2 separate regions of the Homo sapiens genome follow, and region 2 is linked to region 1. A link is a loop called in an ENCODE intact Hi-C map of the cell type or tissue named here. Cell type or tissue: PC-3. All regions are shown on one strand. Each heading gives the region's core, and the rest is flanking DNA. Links, peaks and the distances in the headings are about the cores only.

The links. Hi-C counts contacts between places; a loop is a spot of excess contacts. Peaks named below come from ENCODE experiments on the same cell type or tissue, not always from the same donor. Only the 100,000 strongest peaks of a DNase experiment are listed, where the experiment ranks them.
Region 2: it touches region 1 in a loop (2.6-fold over the local background); 16 of 110 quality-filtered maps call a loop at or near these places.

What each region holds. Positions count from the first base shown.
Region 1 is chr12:85,870,931-85,873,866 of GRCh38, forward strand. No RefSeq gene overlaps it. Among named protein-coding and RNA genes, the nearest start is that of NTS, 1.9 kb to the right of the region's middle. In PC-3, for the core only: a CTCF peak has its summit at 1,758 (motif pointing left); a DNase peak (open chromatin) is centred at 1,761.
Region 2 is chr12:85,724,959-85,727,894 of GRCh38, forward strand. No RefSeq gene overlaps it. Among named protein-coding and RNA genes, the nearest start is that of RASSF9, 110 kb to the right of the region's middle. In PC-3, for the core only: a CTCF peak has its summit at 1,204 (motif pointing right); no DNase peak of the experiment used is centred there.

The sequences.
Region 1 (2,936 bases), core at 434-2,933:
TTTTCATTTAATTTAGTAAGTATGTATTGATCACTTATGGATTATAAACCTTAGAAGTCAGAATGTTCTCCTTCTAGCAGTTTACAGTTTACCATAAACTGTATAAACAAACTACGGAGCATTTAACAGAAAACTAGGAAAAATAGAAGTAGACGAGACTACTTTCAGGACTCAAACTTGGAAATGTTTTTGTTGATTAAGCCATAAAATACAGGATGATCATAGGAAGGTGAAGGGGAGATTCCAGGTTGTAAAAACACAACAGGCCAAGTTTCAGGTATTTAGGTTACCAAAAGATTGGAAAATCCTGGAAGCTGTTAATGAGGTATTAAAGTCACCAGAGCTATAGGAAAAAACCATAAGGAACTGAAAAACCAACCCTTGATCAGTTGGTTCCAGAGCTTGCCCTTCTCCAAACAAAATAAGCTTACAGACCACTCTTTCTAACTGCCAATTCTTCAGGTGTCTCTGTTGATTATTTTCAGCAATTACCTAATAAAGGTCTGACATAAGTAACAGTACAAGCTTAGAAATCTACCTACTTTAGAGATGTTGTAATCAACAGGTACCTAACAGGTAACATCCACTTAAGAAGGCCAACACAGGAATATTATTAAAGGACAATGCTTAAAATCTTTATCAGATATTTTAAGAACTAGGTAACCCTTAGAAGGATCTAAGGTATGCCGGGCATGGTGGCTCACGCCTGTAATCCCAGCACTTTGGGAGGCCGAGGTGGGCGGATCATGAGGTCAAGAGATCGAGACCATCCTGGCCAACATGGTGAAACCCCGTCTCTACTAAAAATACAAGAATTAGCTGGGCCTGGTGGTGTGCCTGTAGTCCCAGCTACTCGGGGGGCTGAGGCAGGAGAGTTGCTTGAACCCAGGAGGTGGAGACTGCAGTGAGCCGAGATCACACCACTGCACTCCAGCCTGGTGACAGAGAGAAGCTCCATCTCAAAAAAAAAAAAAAAGAAAAAAGAAAAAGGATCTGGGGTAAAAAGCCTTTAAAATAAAAACAGTTCACCCATCTCCATAGCAAGGTGTCTACAATCCTGCATTAAAGGCATCATTTAGGAAGTTCGTAGGGTACTTTTTAAGTGGAAAAATACATACTTAACCTTTATCCCTACAACAAATTGTTTTATTGGTTTATGTGTAGCTTGAAGGCATTAGATTAGAGCAAGAAACAAAAAGCCTAACACATTAAAGAAAATACCAATTAGAGGTCAAAGTTTATCTACATCATAATTTTACCAAAGTTATACATCTTTTTTCCCCAAAAGAAAAGTAGCATATAGCATCTATTTGAATTTGAATTATTTGACATAACTTAATGTTTCCCCTATTCTTGAATATTTATCACATATCTCAATTTTCACATTAACAACTAATATCCATGTTATATATTTAAAATGAATTTCCATTAATTCTTCTCCCCCTTTTTTCTAATTAATTAGGGATCAATTTTGTCAACATATTGAAGAAATCATCTGAGGAAAATAAGAATCACATTTCCTTTTTACTATTAGACTGCTATCACACATTTTAAAAGATCATTCTTTGTATTTGCAATTCAAAAGCAGAGAAAACAACTAATTTAATTATCATGCAAAGTATATATAATTTTCCCGATTTGTTAATCAAAGTGGCTTTAAGAGGATTCTGTCACAAAGATGCTCTGATAGTAACAGGAAAGTAAGCACAAATCCTCACTGAGACTCTGTTAAGTGAAAACCAAGTGTTTCAAGCTTCCATTGCTCCCCCTAATGGTAGGAAAGCAGAAAACATCTAGACGTATGTATTTCACATTTGTCAACTAAATACTTTACAGAAACCTTCCTCCATGTGAGTATGTTCAATATTGTGTTTTATGTAAGTTCAGAAAACAAACTAAAAGTAATAAATATATCAGTTATTATTAAATTTCTGGTATTATATGAAAGACTCCTTGCTATTCTAAGTAATTATTAAATGTTTGGATTTAATCGCTTTGCTTAAGTTTTGGGTAAAGGTGAAAAAGTTAAACTCATAGATTGTATAATATAAATCAATTATCTATAGGAACCAATCCTATTTTTTCTCAACTGTTACTACATGATTGATTTATTTAAAAATTAAACAAGACTCAGACAACTTTACATTCAAATATTCACATCTCTAACAGCACTGACTTGTCAAATTACCCCATGTATCTTGAAATGCTTACTACAAGAAGAAAGTTTTACTCTAAAAGGCATTTTGAACAATTTTCTTTTGAGAACTCAGACAAAGAATGGGTATCAGTGTAACTCATGAAATACATGAAGACTATCATAGAAAAGTGACTTTGGTGAATGGTGGTTATTTAGGATTGTCTCCTTTCCAAAAGTACAATCTCTTTTTTTATGGTGAAAAGAGTATTATAACAGGGAAAGAAAGCCGATGCAATAGTAAAAACTGTTGAGAAGGGAATTATACAAAGAGTGAGACATGGCATCAAGAATGAATTCAAAAAGAGCAGAAAAATATAGGCATAAAAAGAGATAATGTACAGAAAAAAAGTCAGTGATACAACAACACAAATTTTTACCTGCTAGAATGTAAGTAATTTAGAGCTGGATTTTATAAACATGAAATTGTTTTTCTAATACATTCAACCAAAAGTCAGCACACATAGTTCAGTCATCTCTCATTACTTACAATAAAATATTTTCTATTTGTTAGGAAATAATATCTTATTCCCTGGATCTATTATTTCTTTTTATTGATTTTCTTTCTATTCTCTAAACTTAATTGCTTAATTTTTATAACTGATTCTCTGTCTCTATTCCATCTTATTCCAGCATGGATTATTTAAAACCTGTATTAGTTTTGGAACCACTAAACATTTGCTCAGAAGTTTGAATTACCAGAGAAGCACCCTAACTCTTCAAGAACTTCCAAGCCTAAGGA
Region 2 (2,936 bases), core at 121-2,620, 150 kb before region 1:
TGGCTAAGAAGTCAGTGCTGACTCTCTGGTTGTTATTGTCATTGTGTGTGCGTGTGTGTAGATGAATTAGAAGGGAAGGGTGCTGAAGACATGTTCTCATCCAATTGTTCTCAGTTTAATTATTTGAAAAGATGGCAAAATTTAGTTTAAAGTATACCTGAATCCCTAATTGTGCCTAAAAATTTATTCCAACGATTATGCTATGGAGTATTCTTAAAATTAAAACTATTGTGTATACCAATCATTCTCTATCATAGTCCAGCAATTCAGTTTAGAAAGTAGAAATAGCCAAATCTCTTCAGACCATCAGAGAATTTATAAACCTTGGGAAGGCCAAAGATTTATTGATGTGTCGCAGAAAGCTGTCACTCAGGCATTGGTGAAGTATCTGTCAAAAGTTTCCAGCTGATTTTCAAGATAAACTGTTTACCTTCCAGCATGGAAGAGAAAAATAATGAGTTTTACTAAATAAGAAATACACATGAAATTCTGGAATTATTTGATATGCTATACAATGACAATCAATTCTTCAAGACGCATATAATTTCAAGATAATAAGCACAGGCTTTGTCAGCTTACACTGTGCAAACTCCTAGAAGTGATTCAGATGATCATTTAGACTGATTAGGAGTAAGGAAGAGATCTCCTGTGATATTAAAGTGAACTGATGTTATACGGAATTATACTTTTCTAGTTGTCTTTTTAAATATGTATATTTTGTTTTTTCATAGAGCTTCTAAGAAATGGGTGATGTGTTTCACAATTTACAATGTCTATAAATAGAGGAAATGTATACTTTACAAAGAAAAATACCTGTCCAATTACATTTTATTTGTAAATGCTCTTTCTAAAATGATTGAAATCACATTTTCCATCTTGAGAAGGCAGAAATTTTTCATAGAATTTTCTTGATCTACTTTATTATATTGAAAAACTTTTCTCATAAAGTCATAGGTAAGCTTTTATTGAGCTTTGTCTTTACTTTGTCTTATTATTACTAATTCAATATTTTTTCTTTCCCTACTTTTTCTATGAATCTCTCAAGTTATAATCTATAGTTTCCTCTGACATTCTATATTTATTATTGTATTATCAGGACATAATATCTATTTCAGTTTCTCAACTTCAGCACTAATGACATTATGTGTCATGTAATTCTTTGTTGTGGGGAACTGTCTTGTGCATTGTAGCATATTTAGCAACATCTCTGGCCGCTACCCACTAGATGTCAGCAGCAAAACCTCCTTACCCCATCTGTGACAACCAAAATTATCTCCAGACACTGCCAAATGTTCTCTGGAGGGCAAAATGACTCCACTTGAGAACTACTAATCTATATAGTACTTGTTACATGGCTTGGTAAAGTTTACATACGGAACTATGATTCATAACCCAGGTCTCTCTAGTTCTTAAAAAACCCAGGTCCCTCTATTTCTTACAGTTTGTGTGATCTTGGGCCTCAGTTTTGTAACCTCTGAAATGTAAATAATACATTTCTTATAGAATTGTTATTTAAATTGAATGGGATAGTATATGTTTTAAAAATAACAATTTATACCTTTTACTATAAAGAAAATTTAAAAGTAGCATTTAGGGACAAAAGGAAGAGAGACCATATCTAGAGTTGTTTATGTATATATTATTATCATTTCAGTCCAACAATTTTGAAAATTACTTGTTTTATCTTGTAAAGTCGTTATTGGCGTGTATTTTTGATCCGACTTCTTGCTCTTTTCATTCATTTTCTTAGACACAATACTTTGTAAAGGTATAAAACTTTTGGTCACCTTCCTTGTTATAATTCCTCATGTAATTGAGTAAAAGTTTTGAGTTGCATAGCATACTATAATTACACTCAACTATGCCCGTTATTTTATGCGTTCATTATTCGTTCCAACTACTAGCCTTAACGTTCAATCTTGTTATTTCTCTTCATGCATTGACCACTGAAATTTGTTCCTACTCTAATAGGGAATTAGACACCGGAAGTGATATCCATTTGTGTGTATCATATCTTTCATTGGTCAACATAACTTAATTTTTACCAGCCTTGAATATTAGCCAGCCTTTAGTGGCCTGATCTGACTCAAGTGTCATGAAAAATTGGGAATGGGAAAAACTCTTAGGAGACTATTTCAGTAATCTGAAAGAACAATGATAACAAAGAAGAGATTGATATTAGAGCTATGTAGATATGAATCAGGTTGGATATCAATGATGAGCAAAATGATGGCATCTGAAGTAACTTAAGGTTTGTGGGACATGAATGACTTATTAGACTGAAGAATCGTGGGAGGAAAGATGTGTGCATTTTGCTATCTAACTATATATGTATATGTAGGTATGTACACACATATGTCTTTATATATATGTATGCATATATAGAAGTTAAAACTTTAAGATGAATCATAAAAAAATAAAATCTTCCAGTATTAGAATTATTCATATCATGTAAATCTTTTTAGGGGGCCAATTAATTTTTAAAGTCTTACATTAAATGAATAATTTACTTATAAAAAAATATCAGCCATCATATGATTGCTAATGGGAAGATGACAACATACTCTTAGAACGTATTACTACAGTTCACAAACCATGACTTTGTGACAGCTATATAATTTTAGTGAAATTATGAAGTAGAAAAAGCATTGTGATGTTGGAAAAAAATGCTTCAAAATCAGTTCTTGCACTGAGACATTATATAATAACATAGTTGCCACCGCTTCATATTTTTTTCTTGCAAGTAGAAGAAATTGTCATATATTCCCTCTTTTACATTGTTAACTTTATTTACACTAATATACTAATCAGATTTGAAAGTATTATCAGAAATTATTGCTTTTCTTTTCATACCTCTCAAAGTTCGAATAGTTCATCTTAAACTTCAGATCCTTCTACAACAGTTAAATTTAATCCAACATCCTTTGAATATTTTA